Linked DNA regions of Homo sapiens: region 1 is linked to region 2. The links are chromatin loops, found by intact Hi-C in ENCODE. Cell type or tissue: Caco-2. All regions are shown on one strand. Links, peaks and the distances in the headings refer to the core of each region. The heading gives the core; the rest is flanking DNA. Region 1 has its middle 17 kb from the start of GLS. Region 2 has its middle 70 kb from the start of GLS.

Evidence for each region. Peaks named below come from ENCODE experiments on the same cell type or tissue, not always from the same donor. Only the 100,000 strongest peaks of a DNase experiment are listed, where the experiment ranks them.
Region 1: a loop joins it to region 2, with 5 times the contacts of the local background. A loop is called at or near these places in 1 of 110 quality-filtered maps.

What each region holds. Positions count from the first base shown.
Region 1 is chr2:190,857,494-190,869,655 of GRCh38, forward strand. No RefSeq gene overlaps it. Among named protein-coding and RNA genes, the nearest start is that of GLS, 17 kb to the right of the region's middle. RefSeq lists an enhancer at 11,789-12,162. In Caco-2, for the core only: no CTCF peak of the experiment used is centred there; a DNase peak (open chromatin) is centred at 6,658.
Region 2 is chr2:190,804,810-190,816,971 of GRCh38, forward strand. No RefSeq gene overlaps it. Among named protein-coding and RNA genes, the nearest start is that of GLS, 70 kb to the right of the region's middle. In Caco-2, for the core only: no CTCF peak of the experiment used is centred there; DNase peaks (open chromatin) are centred at 4,422 and 4,812; H3K4me3 peaks cover 579 bases.

The DNA.
Region 1 (12,162 bases), core at 5,199-7,698, 54 kb after region 2:
AGGGGGCCAGCAAGGGTATATTGAGCAGTGTTGCTGAGCCTACACATTTTTTACCTTGACTGTCCCAAATACAATTCCTGTATGATAAGTGTACTTCACACAGCACTCCCACTGACTGGGAAAGCTTCTCCCTGTTATTTCTGAGAGTGACAGAAGGGGCGTCTCACATGTAGAGGCCAATCAAGTCTCTCCTCTCTTACTTGGATTCCCTCTTGCCAATGTCTAATGCAATTAAAATGGAAGCTCCCTCAAAGAACCTACTGCCACCACTGTTAAAAATAAGTCTGGCAAGCAGTTCATCCATTCATGCCAAGAATGTCCACCCCTAATTCTGCCTAAGTTGCCTTCACCTCGCTGAGTTTCTGGAGATGGGTAGAAAGCCCCCCTCTGCAGCCACCTTGGCTCCACTCCAAGACCCCATTGCTACCACTTAGTGTTCTCACAAGATTTTCCTTTCCTCTTTGTCATCTATAAGCAAAAACTTGTCCCAACAGTAATAAGAAACAACAGTTCTCTGTGTGTTCTACCTCCTGTTTATATACATCTAAGAAAAAATGTTTTCTTTGTTTACTATTAAAATACAAGCAAGCACTCACACACACACACTCACACACACACAGGGAACTTGGAGATAGATGGTCTGGCCCAAAACTACACAGATATTCATTTCCATTGCTAAACCACAAAAATACCCCATTTATATTAATGGTACTTGCCTTATATTTGTGTAAATAACAGAAACTATTCTGGTAGGTTTTTTGTTTTTTTGGTTTTTTTTTCCTAAAATGAAGTAACAATTTACATTAAAGATGAATAAACTAGGCATAGGGGCTCATGCTTGTAATCCCAACACTTTGGGAGGCCGAGGCGAGCAAATCACTTGAGGTCAGGAGTTTGAGACCAGCCTGGCCAACATGGTGAAATCCCATCTCTACTAAAAAAATAAAAATAAAAATTAGCTGAGCACTGTGGCAGGCGCCTGTGACCCTAGCTACTCAGGAGGCTGAGGCGCGAGAATCACTTGAACCCCGGAGGCAGAGGTTGCAGTGAGCCAAGATGGTGCCAGTGCACTCCAGGCTGGGGGACAGAGTGAGACTCTGTCTCAAACAAACAAACAAACAAACAATAAATAAATAAAGATAAATAAATATTCACTTGAAGAGACCAAAAACAGAAAAAAAATTCACAAGTTTTAAAGTTCAACCTCAGGCAAGATACCCTATTACATATAGGTGAAGAAATCTAGTCAGAATATTAAGCTTGTTTGGTAATTAAAATCACATAGGTCATAGCAGAGCCAGGGTTAGAAATCTAGATTTTCTGATTCCCAGTGTAAAGCTCTTTCTTCGGGGGAAAGACGGGGAAGGAGGTCGAGAGAGGTGTACTGTAGTTGGATACTTTTTCCTCTGTAGGAGAAAGAAGAATGGATTTCTCTGTCCTGCCTTTGGTTAGTTTTTGGTCATTTTCTAGGTATGTGTCATTTCTGGCTCTTGCATTTTCAACACAGTCGACTCTTGTACACTGAGCTCAGTGTCTCCGTGGTTTTCTGGAATGCTTAACGTGAGCCTCTTTTAAAAGGAGAGTTACACAGGCTGCCTAAACATTGCACAGACCTCCTGATTCTAAAAATATGCTGTCTGTTTGGTTAAAATGGTTAAATTATTATTAAGTCTCATTTCATTGTAGCTTGAATTGTACCTGAATTCTTTTCATTGTTTTCCTTTTCAACTTCCTATGTTCTGGTCCATCTTTCCACCGTCAGTTTTTTATCTTTTAACAAATTATTATATGCTCCTTATAGTCTAGAATTATTTATTTAGGCTTCCACATAAATCAGTTTCTCCAGATTTTCATTAATGTTCAAACTTTTTCCCTTAGTGTAGTTGCCTAGATATACTGCCTGAGGGCCTGGATCATGATTTCACCAGTATTAAGTGCAATATTAATATTCAGCTCATCTCCCTCTCCCTGATCCAGGAAGGCACTTCTTTTCCTCATCTTCATCAGGAAGCAGAGAGTTATGCATCTGCCAGCTTCAGTAATGCTGTTGGCTGCTCTGGGTATGGTGTGGCCAAAAAAAATGTTGGGGGTAGGTTTGTAGCAGCTGTTTTACCACATTCCTGTAAAAATACCGGCAAGCGTAGACTGCTCCTCTCAAGGCACGAATGGCCTTCTCCTGCTCTGTTAAATATGGGGAGGAAGTCTGTCCACGTACAGCTGTGGCTGATCCCTGTTAGAATACAGGGTCGCAGACTTTAGTATATGCAAGCACTACCTGGAGGTGCAGAGTCTTGGACTGCACCCCTAGGCTCTAGGATTCTGTCTATCTAGGGTAGATCCCAGGGACCCTTTGGCAGCATGCCGGGTGATTCTGATGCAGGTCATCTGCAGAACATTCTTTAAGAAATACTGATTAAGTCTTTGGAATTAGGCTCATTATTCTTTAAACAATATTTTTTAAAGAGAAATAAAAAAAAAACTGTGGCTGGATGGCCAGTTTTGAGGAATGTTATAGAGGAAATTAATAAACAGATTGAGGAAATGGACTGGATTTCTAAAGTCCATTCCTTTCCACCTCTGCAACTCTATGATTCAGCACTTTTTAAAGATTAAATATAGTATATCTGAATCCATGGAATTTAGGAGAGATTTCTTGGCATCTTTCTATCTCTACTGAAGATCCTCCAAGATGAAAGATTATGCTAAAATGTAGAAAATGTGAGTATAGCAGCTTTGGTACCTTCCTGGAGCTATTCTTTGCTCACTAAACCTACACTCTAGTGTATGGTCCCTCCTCATTGTCACCTTCTGGGAGTAGTTTGCTTGGTTTTACAAGATTAGGACTGAAGTGGGTAGTTTCTGAAAATAGGAGAAGAGAAGGAATGTGCCCTGAGGATTGAGGTGAGCCTTAAAAATGGAAGGGGAAGATTTGGAACATCAGAACAGGGCAGGGCTCACTATGGGTGGAGATGGCAGATTTTATGTGAACAAGACATTTCTGTATGAAACTATTGTGCAGAGGTTAAGGGACAGGAGCAGTGACGAAGCCTCAAATTCTGTAAAGAAAAAAACTTAAGATGCCTGGAAGATGCTTCCTTAAATTCACAATATCATATATAAAGGATTTCCATAAAAATTTCCAGAAAGCTGTTTTTAATGTGGACAGGAAAAATTGCCATAGAAAGTTGGAGGGGGGAATGCAAATGAACTAGGGAATATAAAAATAGGTCCTTGGCACCACGACTGTCTTATTCTGTTTATCTTATTCAAGAGGCAACACACACAATAGAATTCTAGAGAAAAAGACCTGATTATGTGGCAGCTTCAACTAAGGGAAGGATAGAAATTCTGAATAAACCTAAAGGACAACAGCCCCCTAACAAAGCAGATGCCACTTCGTTCTCCTACTTCAGAGGGATGGCCACAGACCCCCCCCCCCCGCCCCTCAGAGGCAGCTTCCATTTGACTGTCAAGTAGCAAATAAATGTTTAAACACACATGGAAATTTCTCCGAGAACTTCCCTGTGAGTTATCTTTCACATGCAAATAGAAGTTGTGAATTTCTGAACAGGGATATTCTAAAGGAGGATGAGAAGCCCGGCTAGGGAGAGGACCCTTTAAGAAAAATCAAAGCCAAGTAGAAAGGGAGAGTCAAAGTAGACAAAAAAATTCAAGAGAAACCCTCAATCCAGATGGTCTACCGAAGCGGAGAATGCAGAAGGGGTGGAACCTAGCACAGTGCCTGGTACTTAGGAACATTCTATAAATATTTGTGGAAGAAAGACTGGGATTCCTAGTAAAAGCTTCCTAAATTGTTGAAAGGTGATTAAAAAGCTAGCCCTGTTACAACTAAAAGACAAATGGGACCAAACTGAGGATCCAAACAGAAAAGGATCTTTTATCAGAGATCAATGCAGAAACATGATTCAGGACAGGAAAGTAAAGCAGGCAGCTTAGGCCACTGGTAAATGATCCAGAGGAATGTAAGACAGACTAGAAGTGTGGTACAAAGATATGCCTGGCAGGAACTTCCCTGCTGAGAGCCCAGGAGAAAGAATGCCTTGAGGCTGTACTTGCATTTTATTTCTTCTGTTCATAGTCCTGCCACTCGCTTTTCCCTTTCTCAAACCCCTCTTTCTATGTAAAATTTAGTTCTGCTTCAGATTGATTTGTGTATGTTGAAATGCAGTGGTCAGGGTAGTAGAAAGGAAGTGAGTTAAAGAAGTAGGAAAAGGATGCTGGGCACGGTGGCTCACACCTGTAATCCCAGCACTTTGGGAGGCTGAGGCCGGCAAATCACAAGGTCAGGAGTTTGAGACCAGCCTGGCCAACATGGAGAAACCCCGTCTCTACTAAAAATACAAAAAATTACCGGGCGTAGTGGTGGGCGCCTGTAATCTCAGCTACTTGGGAGGCTGGGGCAGGAGAATAGCTTGAACCTGGGATGCGGAGGTTGCAGTGAGCCAAGATCACTCCAGTGCACTCCAGCCTGGGCAACAGAGCGAGACTCTGTCTAAAAGAAATAAAAATTAAAAAAAGACGTAGGAAAAGGCCAGGATACAAAGGCACAGTCTTTGATGGAGGCATTTTCTTTCTCTTTGACTCCTAAATGTTGGCTTAAGACAGACTCAAAATTTGTCATCAGATTTAGCTGGTGTAACATGCTCTAGTTTTTCATGGGTGCAGGGGCAGATCTTTCACTATATATATATTCAGGTAAACTTTATTGGTTAGTGATACAGTTTGGCTGTGTCACCAACCCAAATCTCATTTTGAATTGTAGTTCCCATAATCCCCATGTGTCATGGGAGAGACCCAGTGGGATGTAATTTAGTCATAGGAGTGGTTACCCTCATGCTGTTCTCATGACAGTGAGTGAGTTCTCACAAGATCTAATGGTTTTATAAGAGGCTTTTCCCACTTTTGCTTGGCACTTCTCCTTGCTGCTGCCATGTGAAGAAGGACATGTTTGCTTTCCCTTCCATCATGATTGTAAGTTTCAATCTGAGGCCTCACCAGTCATGCTGAACAGTGAGTCAATTAAATCTCTTTCCTTTATAAATTACCCAGTCTCAGGTATGTCTTTATTAGCAGTGTGAGAACAGACTAATACAATTAGTAAACCTTGAGCTCTGAACCTGGGAGGCAGATGTTGCAGTGAGCCAAGATTGCGCCACTGCACTGACCCAGTCTCAAAAAAAAGAAAAAAAAATCTAGTAAACCTTGAGTTCCAACAACAAGCATTTCCTGCCTCCCTTTATGTTAGACCACAGCATTAAGAGAAGCAGCCACACTATCCTTGCCCTTCTCTACCTTAATAGACACACAGGATTATTCAAGCTCAGACTTGATGAGTCAGTAAGATTTCACCAGTAGCAAAGAGAAAAGATAAGGGCTTTTTTGAGCAGAACGAATGGCATGTGCAAGAACAGTGACAGTTTCCAAATGACAATTTAGGAGGGCCTTAGAGGTAGCAATTTGACTCAGTGGTGGGCTAGAAGCTGTTTGTGCATAGCATTCTATATAAGATTCATAATATATCAATTTTGCATATCAAATAAAGGATGGACTTCATGCATATCATAAGGAATAAAGACACCCAAATCTCCCCTTGTGCTGCTACCATGCAGGGGCCATGATATAGTTCTGGCATATTTAAAGATCCAAAAGAAGGTAATTTTAGCTGGAGCATAGAATGTTAGTGGTAGACTGGCTGAAGATGTACCTAAAATTTAGGCAGAGCCAGAGAGGTATTGTAGGAATATTACAAATTTTTAATTTTATCCTAAATGTAATGGGAAGCCATTATGGGTTTTAAGCTGGAGAGTAGCATGATCCGATTTATGTGTAAGAAGATCACTATAGCTCCTGGATAGAAATGGATTGCAAGGGACAAGGAGCTAACATCTGTTGAGTTTCTGTGTGTGCCTATCCCTGAACAATATGCATGCATTACTTCATTTAATTCTCACAATAGTTGTGAGAAGTGTGAACCATTATCTTCACTTTATAAGTGAGGAAACGAAGACCTTTGAGGCTATATAAATTGTCCAGAGGAACATAAGGAGGAGCAAGAAAATGAGTACAATTCCTTCTATTAATGTGAAATTAATGCATGGGGCATACCATACACCCAGTAAAATCTCAGTGATGGTTTTGTTGTAAAATTCTGTAGGTAGATGATTGTCATATCCAGAATGCAGTGATCAGGGAAGGGTTAATACATGATTTTGCAACAAGGAAGTTCATGATCCTGGCTGCTCATCTGAGAGATACTGGATATAGCCATTTATGATTGAAGCTATTATGGGATTTCACTCTTAAAAATCCCTCTTATCATTGTTAAATGTGCAAAAGACCTCTTTTCACTGTTTTCATCTTTTTGTCAGGTTGTTTTCCAGGAAGTGGTTGCTAGGAGTGAAAGAGTTTTATTATTTAGAGATAAGTGGAGCCTAGATATTCCATCTACTTAAAAAGAACATAAAAAGAGAACCTTATAGTAATTGAGTTGAAAATTATGTTTGCGACACTGTTTGTACAGTCCACCTGCTTTCTGTTTACTTGTGGTTATCTCCTTTCTCTAATGACTCTGAAAGCACATACTCAGGTTTGCACCAAAACACTATCCTGGAGGCTGTTGGAGGAGTCTGACTGCCAGGGCTCTTCAGGGCCAACAGCTGACTCTAATGACAGTGAGCACGTGCACTCGCAGTGGCTGAAGAGTCTCTTGCCATAAGCATGAGTGCTAGCTGGCTGCACAGTGTATGAATTACTCTTGGATACAGTTGTCTTTATATTCTGATAATGCCTACCACTGAGGGAAAACCTACTGAGATTAAAGTTTTGCCAACCAGACTACAGAGACACTGTTCCACAACCTGGGACAAGTTCCTGCCCAGGACCTCAGGTTATCAAGATAGTGTTGGGCCCCTGGTCTGTGTATCCCCCTGCCCTTTCTCACATATCCCTTAACATTATCTATGATTATTAATCTAAAAATGTGTACTCTTTATTGCTCTTGCAAAACTGCCATGTGCTAAGCTGTTTATAGCTTTTGTCTAGTCACTGCATTTAAAACATTCTTTAACCTTGTTTGGTATTTCCAGTATTCCAAATTCACTTAGAATTCCCATGGTATCTGTTGGAAAAAAATAGACATGAGATTTCATCAGTAAGTGTTTAATAACCTCCAAATAAAAGCCACAACTGTAGCCAGTGCTTGGAATCACAGTTGAGACCCAGGAGGCACCTTTGAGGTCACTCAGGCCAAACTTCCACTTAAAAATGTGGAAAGGGAGACATTGACAAGTCAGGGGATTTGCCCACGTCAACCAGTTCTAGGTGATAGCCAGGCCAGAGCTAGAACTCCAGTCTCCTAACTCTCTATTCAGAAAAGTTTTAAAGAACTACATATAGTATTAAACTTTTAAATAAATAAACATAAGTTTACTCTTTTGAATTGGACTTAAAAGTTATGGCTGGGCGCGGTGGCTCACGCCTGTAATCCCAGCACTTTGGGAGGCTGAGGCGGGTGGATCATCTGAGGTTGGGAGTTTGAGACCAGCCTGAATTAGCTGGGCATGGTGGCACATGCCTGTAATCCCAGCTACTCGGGAGGCTGAGGCAGGAGGATTGCTTGAACCCAGGAGGTGGAGGTTGTGGTGAGCCGAGATCGCACCATTGTACTCCAGACTGGGCAACAAGACTGAAACTCCGTCTCAAAAAAAAAAAGATATGCATCCCAGTCTGTTCATGGGCCTTTGGCCTTACATGCTTATAATTTATTACTACCCTCATGTCTAGGCTTTCCCTGCCTCATTTCCTCCTCTGCCTACATGAACTTACCTATACTGTCTATACTATTCTCTTAGGTCCTTCTCTCAGGAGAATATTAACACAGCTCAGGTGCTAATCAACAAAAATGTCTCCTGTTTTTGCCTAGTACCAGATATCAACTCCTCCCTGTTTCAGTCACTTTCTGGGATTAAGACTTTTTATTCTTGAAAACCCTGTTAAAATGCAATCAGTATTACCTGTGAGGTAAAATTTAGGAAGGCACTACTGTCTGCTGCAATTCAAATCTAAATTTGCCTGACTCCGAATTGTATTCTCCTTTGTATCATGCCTCTTGCATGAGAAATGTCATAGTATCTGGTGCTCAATACTAAGTCTAGCCAATATCTACTGAGGCTGCAGATGCCTCTGGATACTTTTTTTCCCATCTGGAACACATGGGTCAGTGACTATGCCACCATCAGATTAAAGAAAGGATGGGTTGTGAAGATGTCTTCTTTTTCTTGACTCAAATTACATTTCTTAACTTTGGAGTTAGTTGTGGAAATAAAAACAGCTAGTCAGAAATGACATTCAATAGAAAAAGCATAGAATATGTTTACTTGAGTTCACTGATTGGGAAAGAGAAGGTACATCCAAATGAGAATGGTAAGTGGGTGATGGTAAAGGCATAAGCCAGAGTCAAGAAATATGTGATACTTTTAAGGCAAGTAACTGAAATATTGAGCAGATTAATGCTTCTGTCAATTTCCTCACCTAAAAATGAGATTGCACCTACCTGCCCATCTCAAGTGACTGTTATGAAGATGATATGAAATGGGAGAGCATCATGAAGACATAAGATAGAGATCTTAAATGATCTGTGGAATTTTGAAGGGTGGAGAAGAGGTTTAGGTCACACAAGTGATTAAAATGGCATAAGCAAAGAGGAAAGTTGGAAAGGAGGAATGTTGGTTAGGTAAAGGAAAATTGATCATTCTGGCAAAAATGAAGGAAAGCAAATTAAGGTTCAAACACTAATATATTAGGCACAAGCATAGAGGTCTGCTTTATAGCAGAAGGGCAAAGCTTGTTGTCTCAGGATGGATGGATCTGTCTATTATCTCTATCTATCTATCTATCTGTCTGTCTGTCTGTCTATATTTTGTGAGACAGGGTCTCACTCTGTTGCCCACACTGGAGTGCAATGATACAATCACAGATCACTGCAGTCTCAAACTCCTGAGCTCAAGCTATTCTCCTGCCTCACCCTCCTAAAGTTCTGGGATTAGAGGTGTGAGCCACTGTGCCAAACCAATATTTTTTGTTAGGAGAGAAAGGAAGCAATCTGGAGTTATAGAAATCATTCAGAGTCCAAACTGAAGGTTAGAGGTAAGCTTCTTTTTTTTTTTTTTTTTTTTTTTTTTTTTAGACGGAGTTTCACTCTGTCGCCCAGGCTGGAATGCAGTGGCACGATGTTGGCTCACTGCAACTCCACCCTCAGGATTCAGATGATTCTCCTTCCTCAGCCTCCTGAGTAGCTGGGACTACAGGTGCCTGCCACCGCGCCCAGCTAATTTTTTGTATTTTTAGTAGAGATGGGGTTTCACCATCTTGGCCAAGCTGGTCTTGAATTGCTGACCTCGTGATCCACCCGCCTCGGCCTCCCAAAGTGCTGGGATTACAGGAGTGAGCCACCGCACCCGGCCTAGAGGTAAGCTTCTTAGTGCTTACTATCTCCAACTCTAAGTCCAACTCCATCCTTTTATTTTTAAATGATGCAAAGCTATCATACACGGCCCTTCCAACAATTGGGAAGTCATATAATGTATAAATAGGTTAAAACATAGCTATCCAATTTAGTGATGTTAAAACAATGAGAGAAAAAGGATACAATAAATTGTACTTGGGGCAAATAAAAAGATACAGACACAGAAAGAAACTTCTATAGTGTGGCTTTGAATCAGTTAAGACGTCTTAATGGAAACAAGAACTTGAAATGATTTAAATGATAAAGAAATGTTTAATGTGTAACAAGGAGCACCAGAATAGAGCAGGCATCAGAACTGATTGAGTCAGTAGTTCAAGAATGTCATGGAGTTTCCAGGGTTTATTTTTTTCTCTCTCCACTCTGTTGGCCTTGGTGTGTTATGTTTGCCTTAAGGCTGGCTCCCCTCCTAGCAGCAAGAGGGTTGAAGCAGTTTCAAGGAGAATGAACTTTTCATGGCTGGCTAGGACTAGTTATCTGGAGTAGAATCAGCTCTGGGGAATAAATCTCAAATAACATTATATTACTTTCATCATCTGATCGTTTAGGGGAAAGTAGGAAATGTAATTGTTCTTGCAGATGCTTTGATTGGTATAGTATTTTTTAAAAATTGAATGAGATGCTTACATTGAAAGTTCATAAGATTTATTTTTAAAAATCATATTTCTGGGTCATCTTGAAGAATTCAAAGTCTAGCCAACTGCCTGCATTCTCACTTAGCTAAAATTGGCTGGAATGGATTAGTTACTGCCCCTTCAGATGGTGCATTCCAATTCCAATGTGCTGGAGTCTCATAATTCCCTAATGTATTACACCTGGTCTGTTTTACTCGGGTTACTTACCTAGTCCCACATTTGAGGAAATTACTCTAAAAGAATAATTTTTAAGAGCCTATGTTAGCAGTTTTCTGCTGCTATAACAGAATATTACAGACAGGTTAATTAATAAAGAAGAGATTTATTTGGCTCACGGTTCTGGAGGCTGGGAAGTCCAAGAGCATGGCACTGGCATCTGGTGGACGTCATCTCATGGTGGAAGGCATCACATGGAAAATGAGTGCAAGACAGAGTGAACAAATGGGGGCTGAACTTATCTTTATATCAGAAACCCACTCTTGTGATAACTAACCCATTCCTGTGATAATGGTATTAATCCATTTATGAAGGCAAAGCGCTCATGACCTAATCACCTCTTAAAGGCCCCACCTCTTAATACTGTTACAATGGCAATTAAATTTCAACATGAGTTTTGATGAGGGCGCTCAAACCATAACATTCTGCCCCTGGCCCCCTAAAACTCATATTCTTCTCACAAACAACATTCATTCATTCCATTTCAATAGCCCAAAAGTCTTAACTTGTTCCAGCATCAACTCAAAAGCCCAAAGTCCAGAGTTGCATCTGAATCAGATATGGGTGAGACTGAAGGCATGATTTATCCTGAGGCAAATTCCCTATAGCCATGAGACTGTAAAATCAAACAAGTTATCTACTTCCAAAATACAATGGCAGGGCTGGCATAGGATAGACATTCCCTTTCCAAAAAGGTAAAATAGGCAAGAAGAAAAGGGTAACTGGCCCCAAATAAGTAAAAAAAAATCCAACAGGCTAATCAACATTAAGTCTTAAAGCTGAAGAATAATCTCCTTTGACTCCATGTCCCCAATTTTGGGCACACTGGGGTGGAAGATGGGCTCCTAAAAACCCAGCAGCCCTTGCCCCATGGCTTTGCTGGAGTCAGTCCACCCAGAAGCTCTCACAAGTTAGGATCACATGCCTGTAGCTCTCCTAGGCTGAAATTGCATGCTGGTGGCCTTACAGTTCTTGGGTTTTGGGATTAGCCCCAATCTCATGGCTCTACTAGGCATTGCCCTAGTGGGGACTCTCTGTGGTAGTTTTGATCCCACATTTCTACTTGGCATTGCCCCAGTAGAGGTTCTCTGCAGTGGCTCCACCCCTGTGATTAAGTCTTTGCCTGGGTGCCCAGGCTGTCTGCGACATCCTTTGAAATCTAGGTGGAGGAAGCCACACCAACGCAGCTCTTTGCATTCTGCACACCTGCACAATTAGTGCCACATGGATGCTACCAAAGTTTATGGATTGAACCTTCCAGAATGGTAGGTTGAGCCACACCTGAGCCTGCTTGAGTCACGGCTAGGATAGCTGAGGAGCACTGGACCAGAATGCAGGGAATAGAGTCCCAAAGTGGCCCTGGGCTGTGAGCCTGTGGAGGGCACCCTGAGCCCATCCCCAGAAACCATTCTGTCCTCCTAGAGCTCTGAGCCTGCAATGGAAGGGGCAGCCTCAGAAGAGCTCTGAAATGACTTTTGAGTCTTTCATTGTCTTGATGAACAGCATCTGGCTCTCATCTATACTAATACCTTTAGCATGTGGCCACTTTGTTCTCCTAAATATGACTTTTCACTCTTCATATGGCCAGACTGCAAATTTTTCAAATCTTTCCATGTAGTCTTTCTTTTAATTTTAATGTTGACCAAAAAAAAAGGCCAAACTCTGTAAAATATTTGAAGAAGTTTATTTTCAGCCAAATATGAGGACCATCACCCATGATACAGCCTGAGAAGGTCCTGAGAACAAATGTTCAGGGTGGTTGGGTTACAG
Region 2 (12,162 bases), core at 3,873-6,372:
AAATTACTTTCTGACCATCCTTCTACACAAGTTGCCCAAACTGAATTCTGCATCAAAGCAACATTTATCAAGACATGCAGAGACTCCGTGTTAGTGCTTCTCTGCATGTTGACTTCTGATGGCTGTATGCTTTAGCAAATTAGAAAAGATTGGAATCTGGAAGAGTCACATAATTTTTGCAGGTATTAAAACTTATGTGAAGTTAACAATTAACTTATACGGTGAAAGCTGGGTGCAGTAGCACGTGCCTGTAATCCCAGTTACTGGGAAGACTGCATGAAGATCTCTTGAGTCCAGGAGTTTGAGGCCACAGTGAGCTATGATTGTGTGCCACTTCACTCCAGCCTGGGGAGAGAGACCCCTGTTTCTTACAAAAAAAAGAAAGAAAGAAAGAGAGAGAGAGAAAGAAAGCAAGCAAGCAGGGAGGGAGGGAGGAAGGAAGAAAGAAAGGAAAGAAGAAAGAAAAAGAAGAAGGAAAGAGAAAGAAAGAAAGAAAAAGAAAGAAGAGAGAGGGAGGGAGGGAGAGGGGAGGAAAGAAGGAAGGAAGGAAGGACGGAAGGAAGGAAGGAAGGGAAGGAAGGAAGAAAACAAGAAAACCTTAATGATGAAGTGAAACATCCCAGCTGAGTAACTTTCTGTAAGTAAAATTGTACATTTTTTTAAGTAAAATCTATACTCAGTGCCCAGAGTCAGTTCCTTGTGCTGGGAGAGGACACTTGTCAACTGGTTCCTACCTAAGATAAGCAACAGAAAGGAAGAGCACATTAATGCCAAAGCTCAAACTGTGGCGTCTCTGGCCCCCAACCATGCTAAGGAACTCACATCTTGAGGCCCTCAAATCACCCTGGCGATGTGTGGGGCATCCGTGGTGGTCTCATGGATGGCTGGCAACAGGTTCATTTGTGTTTTCACTATGGCCTCCTGTATCACAGAGATGTGATACAGTGATCTACATTGGGCCTGGGAATCTGCATTAAAATAAGCACTCTAGGAGATTCTGATAGGAATGAATGACGAAAGGCATATAAGGGTTGCACAATGTAGGAAAAATCATGCGTTGAGAGACCCAGCAAAGATTAGTTTTTCTGCTCCAGCTTGCTGCACTTATTGGAATGGAGTCAAGTAGTACATCTATACTCAGTGGGAACTCTGATTGAATATCAGTTATGATTGCCAGGAGACACTCTGATTCAAGCTAAGTGTGCCCTTAGGGTTCTGGTGTTGCAAACTCGGTGGTTTATTGGCCATTGCTGCAGTAAAAGACCATTATGAGGGTGAACTAATTCTGCCTTCTTATCTGCTGCCCACCATGAATCAAATCAGGTTGTTTAAGCTAGCCCAGGGTCCAGCACAGAGTGTTGCACAAAGAAGGTATTCAGTAAATATATATTGAACAGAATCCTTGTGGCACCACGATACCAGTTACATCAAAGGTTGGAGTTTAATTGAAAGATATATTTACTGGGCCCTGTATTGAGGACCAAGCAGCCCTTCCAAGCACTGGATGCCCATCTGCTGTAGCTTTTCTCCAGGTAACTCAGGAGTAGGAGTTTTAGGAAGTTTGAGTCCTAATGTGCCCCCCAAAAAACTAGCTGCATTTTCAGATTATAACTCTGGCTTACCACCATTTACTTATGGCAGCTTGTGAAAAATCACATTCTATTGATATTCTTAAAGTAGAGCTACACTGGCACTTGGGCAAGGTTGGGGTGAAGAGCAAAAAAAATTAGGATTCAATATATTGGATAATTATATGGGGATTAAGCAGGTTCTGTCATTGATGGTCATTAGTTTAGTGGCCAGGCGTTAAAGAATGGTGTTAGATCTCTCTCTCTCTCCTTTTTTTTTTTTTTTAACCTTGAGCAATACTGTTTAGCGTTCTTAAAGTGATATGGACTGACTTACCCAGGTTACATGATAGTTCCCTCTTAATCAATGAATATGGATTGCTTCACTTTTAATTGCTCTAAAATCTGTAGGAGACAGATGACAGTGCCTTGTCTTCCAGGGTCACAATAACAGAACTATTGACTACTAAGAATTAATGAAAAAAATAGTTTGATAAAAAAAGAATTGTTTTAATCTGTTAAAAATGGTTTGAGAAACTTTTTTTTTTGAGACAGAGTCTCACTCTGTTGCCAGGCTGGAGTGCAGTGGCACGACCTCGGCTCACTGCAACCTCCACCTCCCGGGTTCAAGCGATTCTCCTCCCTCAGCCTCCCAAGTAGCTGGGACTACAGGAGCATACCACGCCCAGCTAATTTTTGTAGTTTTAGTAGAGACAAGGTTTCACCATGTTGCCCAGGATGGTCTCAATCTCCTGACCTCATGGTCCGCCTGCCTCGGACCCCCAAAGTGCTGAGATTACAGGCATGAGCCACTGCACCTGGCCTTAAGAAACTTTTATAATATTCTCCTATTTACTATGAATTTTAAACCACATGCATTTTTCTGTCTACTTTAAGATAAATTATTGTTAAAGAAAAAATAAAATTACAGAGATGTTATTTATATTTACTTTTAAGAGAAAGTAGTCAGAGTCATGTGATCATAGGAATAGACATTTTCTATCTAGCCTAGCCTGAGAATTAGGTGATATGCCATATTCTTCCTGTGCCATCTAGTGGGAGACTCAAATGGTTTTATGTGAGTTTTGTATAGATTGTCATTAATTTTTTAAACTTTTCATTTGTAGCAAATCAACCAGATTAATAACTGGTATATATCAAATTAGAGGTGGAAACCAAAACTGAAACAGAGAAAACAAAGTACAAACTATGTCTTCTGTTACAAACAACTTTATGGCAGGGTGTGCTCAAGCTTCCAGCTCTCATCACTAATGATGCCAATGGAGAGTCCATGGATAAAATCTAGGCAATAACCAGTATTGGTAAATCATGATAGTATAATATGATGATGCATCTGATTTAATCAGCCAAGAACATCCTAAAGACAGTATTCCTAGATTTAAATAGAATAGAATGCCTTTCACATGCTGTTTCCTGTCTTTACACTTCCCTTCTCTGCATGATGAAATTTTGCTCATCTTTCAAGAGTCCTCAGGCCTTTGATAGCTGTATGCTTCAGTGAATTAGAAAAGATCATGTATCATCTCCTCTGTGAAACTTGTCTTTTTTCACAATCTGCCTGCATATAATACATAGATAAACAGACACAGACACACACACTGCAGCAGGTCTAAATGGTCCCTGCCTGTTGTTCCAGAGTACTTTGTGCGCATGCTTCTGTTACCACATTAACTCATATGATAGTTTTCACAGATTGAGCTGCTTGAGGACAAGGGTCATGTGTTCATCTTTGGGTTGTACACCACCTTGAATGAATGAAAGGACAAAAGTCTTTATAGAGTCATCACTGCTGCCCATTTCTCTGCCTCACTTGGTTGTAGAAGCCACTTACATCCAAGTTCCAATGACTGGGCTGCGGACAGATGAAGAATAACAGTGTGTGTGTAACAGGGAAAGACAAAGCATGGAGGGAGAAAAGGGAGTAACAAATCAGTAGGAATAGTGTTCCAAGGGATCTATGATGAGCTTCGCCATGCTGTACCTTCTCCCTCCACCCTTAGCCCTCATCTTCCCTAACCCTAAGAGACAAACTGTCTCACAGTTGAGGCGTTGGCTTTGTTCCACTTGTGCATACTGCCCATGGACAGCAGTGATGGTCACAGAGGACTCAAGTGCTGATAATGATGGTTTAGGTGGCAGTGAAGAAAAAAACTATACAATTGTCCGTAAACCAATGCATATTTGTATATGAAGCCTGTCACTTAGGTCCAATTCCAAATACCTGGCCTTTCTGGACATTCTCTTTTACTGGCTTAAAGTAGGTATGAGGGATTTTCCCATGACCATGTTCCAGAAAGAACAGTCACCCCTCCTGGGACCTCCTGAGAGAAGCACCATCAACAGACTACTGCAGCCTCAAAGAGCTACTTCATCTTTAAACTCCTACAGCACTTACTGGCATGGTCTAGTCCTGTTAGATAGTATCTTGATTCATTGTTCCATTTGCATTGGGTCTCCTGATTGGACTGTAAGCCCCCTGAGGTTAAGAGCCATATCTAATGCTTCCCTCCAGAGCTCCTAGGACAACAGAGTAGAGTGAGGGTCTTAGAATAATATATATTCTGACATTGGTTAACTGAAAAACAAATACTCAATTTATTTTTTATATTATTTCATATATGACATTATTTTATATTATTATATCTTTTTTTTCCCATCCATTCTCACATCTTTCATGCCCATTGCCTCTTTTTTCCTATACCCCATTCCTCTTTCACAGGGCATTATCTTCCAAAGAGTCCTAATGACCCAGCTCTGCCACAGCCACCATGGTAAGTGAAGTCCAGTGCAGAACAAGGTAAACAGACACAATCCTGCCCTGGAGAGACTGTCATACTGAGTAGACCCACAGTCAGAGGACACAGAGAGGAGAGGAAGCAATAAACAAAAATTCCATTGAGCTGGTAGGGTCATAAAGTGTGTTGCAACCATACTTCAAACAAGGTCAGCCCAGAACTAACAGAAACTCTATGATTAGCACCATCTCCTTCACTTCCTAATTGCAAACACGAAAGACACATTCCTTCTCTATTTGTGCTCTGGCCTGGTAAGAATGGGAAAGCAACTTAAACCCATTTGAGGTTATAATTGCTTTTTTTTTTATGTTTACAAATCTTATTTTATCAAGTAGTCAGTTGTTCAGGCCGAGAGAGTGTAGGACAAATTTTTCTTTCAGCGTGAACACGTGAAGTACACGTGAGGTCTGTAGGGTATGGAGGAGGCCTCAGGGGATGAATCATGTGGTCTAAGGTCCACAACTAGGAGGTTGTTCAGGGCAAATTGCAGAGTGAGAGAACTGCAGGCAGGAGAAGATTTCAAATATTCCAGTCCCCACTTCAGAAAATGGCATCTCTGTATTTTCAGTGAGTTCAAGCTGAAAACCTTGCACTTTTGATTTATCTCTCCTGTCACATCCCCATTTAATCTAATGGCACATCTTGCTGGTTTGGGGGAAAATTCTTCCAAAATATATCTAGTATCTCCAGTTTCCACCACTCTAGTGCCACCCAGGTAATCTATGCCAGCCCCCAGTCCCATTAGAACTTCTGCAGTAGCCTCTACCTTGGTCTCTCTGCCACCCCCTTCCACCTCCACATAGCAGCCAAAATGATGTTGGCAAAGCATGAGTCATGTATCATTTAAGGTAATAGTAGCTACTGTAACAAGGAAATCCCCACATTTGAATAATACACATTTTGTGTTCCATTTTTTATTGCTCAGGGAATAGTTCATGTGGGGACTCCTTGTCAATGCCAGGCTGGGAGAGGGAGAGCCCAGTCATCTTAATACATGGAATCAACACCCAGCTGGTAGAAGGGCGGAGAGAACATGAAGCAGGCATATCTGCTCCTTCAATACCTCTGCCCAAAAGTCACCCATAAATCACTTCTGCTCTCCTTCCAATGGCCAGAATTCATCTATGACATCTCTAGATGCAAGGAAGTGCGCTGGCTGGGCAGCTGCTTCCCTACAACAACTTCACAGCTTCACAACTCCACAATTCTATAACTCTACAACTCCAAAATTCCACAACTCTACAACTCTTTAGTGACAGCTGCCATCTGTTCAAATGTGAGGTGGGTCTTATCGCTCGCCTGCTTACCACTGTCCAAGAGCTTCCCATCTAACTAAATAAAAAATTAAAATCCCAGCACTTTGGGGGGCTGAGGCGGGAGAATTGCTTGAGCCCAGGAGTTTGAGACCAGCCTGGGCAACACAGGGAGACCACCCCCTAACACAAAAGTTAGTCGGGTGTGGTGGCATGCATTTGTAGTCCCAGCTACTTGGGAGACTGAAGTGGGAGAAATGCTTGAGCCCAGGAAGTCAAGGCTGCAGTGAGCTGTGATTGTCACTGCATTCCGCCTGGGTGACACAGTGCAACCCTCTCAAAAAAGAAAGAAAAAGAGAGAAAGGAAAGGAAAGGAAAGGAAAGGAAAGGAAAGGAAAGGAAAGGAAAGGAAAGGCAAAAGGCAAAAGGAATGGCAAAAGGCAAAAGGAAAGGAAAAGAAGAAAAGAGATCCAAAATCCGAAGCCTCCGGACCTCATACCACCCTCCTGGGCTCATTGTGCTCCAGCCTCTCTCACCCTTTTTCTGATCCTTGCTTATTCCCACCTCAGCAGTTGCTGTTTTCTCTGCCTTGAATATTCTTTCACCAGATCCCTTTTCATCAGGTAAGTAGATAGAAAATGGGACCCAGGAATTTGCACTTTAACAGGCACCCAGTGACCCTGGTGCCGACGGTCAGTGGTCTATACTTTGAGAAGCACTGGTACAGTGGTTAAGAATGTGGACTATGGGATCAGAGGGCTTGGGTTCAAATATTATGAACCCAAAGACTTGCCGAATCTCTAACTTTGGGTACTTTATTTGCCCTCTCTAATGCTCGATTTCCTCACCCATGAAATAGAGATAACAACAGAAATCACTTGGTTGCCGTAAGTAAACAGAAACTTGGTTGTTGCAAGAAACAAAAACATGGTTGCTGTAAGCAAAATGAGGTCAAATCAAGATACCAGGTCTGACACATAGTAAGTGGTACAAAGGAGTGCCTACAGATGCATCATGCAGCTTTAGAAAAAGTAGGGTGGAACTGGACAAAAGAAGATTTGAGCAAGTGAATCTTAAATGAGAAAGTGATGTGACTCCTGTGCTTCCTGGGGCTAAGGGATGCCACCATAGAGTCCTAAGGAGTGGAGGGGTATGTCGGATGGTTTGAGATGCCTGTGTCACAGTCACTCTGAGCAATGATGAAAGAAGGTTAGATCTGGGAAAGGGGGCCCTACCAGGAGCTTGTTTCACTAGGCCAGATGGAAGAAGATTCAGTTGTATGAATTGAACAGAGAGATGAGTTAGAGGGAGAAGAAAGCAGCAAGAAGCAGCAAAAGAAGGTTAACAACATGAAAACAGACCAAGGGAAAAGATTGAAGGGAAATGTGTGTTGTCTCAGGATGGGCAGGACCTACTGCAATGGAAGGGCACTAATTCCTAGATTATACCCAAGAATGCCAGTAGATACCAGAAAGTGGTAAAATAGCAAATGAAGTCATAGAAGCCAGAGTTAGTGACAACACTTTAAGGAAGTCATTATAATTACAGTTGAAAAGGGTGAACTGGTGGCATCCAGTCAAAGGTTGCAAAGATAATGGCACTAGAAATTGTCCTTTCAATTTTCCTGAAGTTGCCAGAAATATCCTAGTTGAGGGTAGCAGCTTCTAGGGATAGAAGAAGTACAAGGGGAAGGAGAACAAAGTTGATTAAAGAAAGTCAATGTCCTATATGTGGTTAAGAAGTAGATGCATTTAGTATAAAGTATATGTTCAAGGAACACAAATATACAAGAAAGAAATGGAGCAGTGGCCAGGAGTAAAGTTTGAGTCCATGTTAGTACCACATGCACATGCACTCTTTCTCTCTCCTATGAAAACTTTCCGTGGCTTCCATATAAAGTCCCTTTTACTGTCCCCTACCCCTACACTTTAAACTGACTGCTGACCTAGTTTGAGTATGATTAAAGTTCCATGTAGGTTGAGTGATCCAGGTTTTGTGGGGGCTAAAACGTATATTATTTGGCTGATCCTTCTCAAGAAAAAGAACATAAAATTAGAAATATAAAGTTAGGTACAAAAAAGAATATTTATTAAGGATAAGAAAAGGATTCATAATAAGTTACTGGAGCCTTGAGAGTCCAGGTCCCTTTCTTCTGACATGTCTCTAAGCAATTTACCCAAAATATTTACATAGAAATGCAATCTGACTTCTCTCTCTACTGACAACATTCTACAACCCACACCAACTCCCAATACTCACGGAGGCTCAAGCAATTAAGGGGTCCAAAGCTTACGTTTCTTACTTCATGGTAAACTTGCCTTTCTGTTTAGGTGTTTCTCAGCTTTATTCAGCTCTTCTTGGCTCCAAAGTGGGGCAACTGTAATATCCAATTAAGATGAAAAATTTCTGTATGTCCTCCTTTCTGTATATTAAGTAGGCATCGTTTTCGTGAAGGTGGAAAGGACTAAACACTGAACATGAGGAAAAAACCCTGTAGAGGACAGTGACTTCGGCAGACATGGCCTCAAAGCAGCTAGCAGAGGATTGAGTCCCTGAGCTTTTCCAAAATATGTGGCCACATTCCTGTCAGTACAAATATTGCCTAAGCACCAACTGTATCTCAGGGAGGAATTTGCTTTCTGTGGTTTCTTCCATTAACCCCTCCAGATTCACTCTCTTCTCAGCTCCACTCTGCTCTGGGCCCCAGGAAGCTGAGCCATATAGCTGTCAGCTAGCTCCCTTCATGCCCAGCTCATGGTTGGGTTTGGCCATTGAGAGGCAACAGCAGGAGAGTGAGGATGGATTATTTATTCCCTGGCTTTCTTGTGTTGGCTACAGCCTCTTCTTTCAGATAGTCCTCTCCATACAACCACCCTCTTCAGGGTCTGGAAATAGCTCCAGCCTCTTGATCTTCAGGCTGGGGGATGGTAATGACTCCCCTGATCACAAGCCTGGAGGACTGTGCCATCCTTTAGTGGCTTCCTTAAGCCACTGTCCACATCTTTGTAAGCTGTTGCTTTATTAAACTCTCCTCAAATTACCTAGTTTGAATACTCTTCTAGTTTCTGCTTGGGTGCTGATTGATATCATGTTATAATTAACAAAGAAGAAAAAAGGCCTTTGGAAACTTTCGCTTGGGGGCCCGGAATTAATGAATTAATAGAAGTAAAAAGCCATAGATGACACTGAATGCACCAGCCAATTTATTGTGACAGAAGGGTTGTCATAACAAGCATATCTCACCTCCAGACAGGCGGGAGTGCCAGAAAACAGTCCCCAAATGAAAACCAGGATGCAGCACCGTGAATGTGAGAACCTGAGGTCACTGACCACAAACTACATGTTCCTCCATCTGATAGTACCTTAGAATAAAAGAAACCCTTCCAGTCGTTAGTTGTATTATTGACTATTCTCTGCTTGAATACTTGGAAAGATGGGAGAACATTACTTTACAATAGCGCACTCTGTTACAGGGCACATCTAATTGTTAGATCATTATATTGAGCAAAATCTGCCTCCTGACTTTCTTTGGGTCTGTTTCTTTCTTTTAAACAATGCAGAGGCATGTGATCTTTCTTCCTTATGACAGATCGATAGATATGAGGACAGCTGCCATGTCACTCTAACTCTCTGGTAGAAGCACTATTAACACACTTCTCACTACCCTGGTGTCTTGAATGACCTGGTTCATCAACATGCCTATGAAAGTATGGTGTCCAAAAATGGACATAATACTCCAAGTGGACTCTTACTTGAGATAACCATAAAACACTCAACCAGGTTTATCTCATTGTTCCTCCCCCACTCCTCAAAAAAATATTTCTCTTACTTCTGGGACACATTTAAAATTAATCCGTTCTCTTCACACCTATAGCTGCTACCTCCTTTAACTATACTAAAATTATCTTCTCCTCTCACATCATTTCCTATTTCGAATGCCCCTTTTATAGCTACCCGTGGTTTTTTTCCATCAGATTCAAGTTTCTTGATGTTACCATTACCACCTGACCTCAGTCATCATTTTTACTGCTTCCTGATTTTCTTGTTCTCTTTTCTCCTCCACAGCTTTTTTCCCTGTCACCTCTACTGAATATACTACTGATTTCACACTGAAGTTTGTTTGAAATATTTAGCCCATTTTCATCCTCTCCCAATTTAGAAGTCCCCTTTATATAACCACCTCATGTTTAAAACTTAGAGGACACACACACACGCGCACACACACACACACACACACACAATCTAAATGATATTTTCTCCTTCAGAATTCATGGACATCCTAATTTTAGTGGTTTGATAATATACCTTAAATTAATTCTGGGTATTCTATACTGGTGTCAAGGATAACCTGTTAGAACCCAAATCATATCATACAATGTTACATGAAAATATGAAGCCATTTATAATTACGTAAAACATACAGAACTAGAAATAGCATGGAAATAACACTTGAAATAATATTGGTTGACAATCATTTCAATGAAAGATGCAGCATATCAATCATTCAAATTATGTATAAAACTCTCATAGAATATGTGCCACTCAGGATTCACCTATACTTAGCTTTACTTCTCATTGTGAGGGAAGCCTACAGTTCAGGTCCTGAGCTCTGATGAAAATCTATTCATCCTTGCTTTGAAGCACAGGATTTAGCTAAACATTCAGCACTGAGCATTTGCTATGTATATCTGTGCATACTTCTGGACACAAGCCAAGTTTTAAAAAAACTAAATGGAGATACAAAGACTGATATGCATTATTACAATGTTTGTCTACCAGAATTTCTTGGATTATATTTATACATTTTTATTGTAGGAGCTCAAAGTCCCCATAGATATTATCTTTATAATTCACATAACAGACTCATTAAGCATGTAGAAACCATAGGGACTATATTGTCTCCACTTTGAAGACCCATCCTTGAGGTGGAGACAGCAAGGCCTTACCCCTGGGGGTCATTACTCTTGACAGGTTGATGGCCTGCCTTAGGCCTAGGTCATATATTACCTTACTGTAACGTGTGCCAAGAAAATAATTCTAGCTTAATGATCCACTCATGAGATCTGGCTGACTTCCATATGTACAAAGTCAGCCCTAAGATACTGCAGAGTAGGTTATTGACTAAGATTCTGGCTACGTAAACTCATTGAGTTTGCTATTGAAACATTTCTGGAGGAAGAATCAAACATAGAAGCAATATATGAAGACCAGTCACATAGTAATGACCTCTCAGGCGCCATCCTTCCTTGATCATAATAGAAGACTAAGTTGGCCAGCATACCCTGGTAGATTTGTTCCGTTGTCCCAATCTGTCTCTCAGTTCCTGGCCCAGATTCTGGTCCTGCTCTGGATGTTCTTAACAGACAACTAGTTAGCCTGCTGCTGTCTCTCTCCTGGAATTAAAAAAAATAGTCAATACATTTGCCTTAATAATCTTTTTTCATTTCACACATCAATGGCGTTTGCAAATAATTACGCTCATCTGTGATCATTGAAAAACAGTCTTCCTCACCTACCCTAATATCACTGTGAGAAAGATGAGCTACCTCTCTGGCATCTTCTGCCAGGGGTTTCTCTGTCTTTCCCAAGGTCACAGGTACTCAAGGAGGAACTCTCTTCTTTTTTTTTTTTTTTTTTTTTTTTTTTTTTTTTTTTTTTTGAGACGGAGTCTCGCTCTGTCGCCCAGGCTGGAGTGCAGTGGCGGAACTCTCTTCTTTAACTTCTTCTTGACTGATGTGTTTTTCCATTTTTCATTCCTGTTTTTCTTTTTTATAGAGATGGGATCTCACCATATTGCCCAGGTTGGTCTTGAACTCTTGAGCTCAAGTCAGCCACCCACCTTGACCTCCCGAAGTGCTGGGATTACAGGCATGAGCTACCATGTCCAGCCCCCATTTCTTATTTTTATCAACGTTGTAGTCCCTTGGCACTGGGTCTTCCCTGTCTTCCTGCCCTGTTTTCTCAAAGATTTCTTGGAAATGTCCTGTGCTGCTTGACTCTTCCATACTGTCTGCTCTAGACTTCTGAACATGCATCATCATTTACCATCCTGCCAACCTTGAATTTAGCCTCTCCTTGGATTACCAATGTCTACTCATAATTAGTCTGAATTTACTACTCTCTTGTTGGGACTGGCTCTCTGAAAGCAAACCTTCTCCACTTGTAGGCCACCATGCCCATTTGTACCAAGTTCCTGTTAAGTTTCTTGCTATCCCCGTTTTTCTCCTGACTTGCTTCCTCTTCCCTCTTGCTCCCTTAATGCCCTGTGGCAAATGTCATAAAAGTGTATCTGTCTCTTTGCTGGTGACTAGAATTGGCATTGCCTTCCTTTCCATATAATTTCTTATTTTTTCTAGACAGATACACTTTGGAGCTCTGCACAGTGGCTGTAATATATCTATGCACTACAAGTAGTTCTTCCCTAACCATGGCTGGACTAACATTTCTGCCTTAGAATAAGATTCATACTTTAGTACTCATTGCTGACATACTGACCTGAGTCACTTACTGCCTGAATTTGGGACG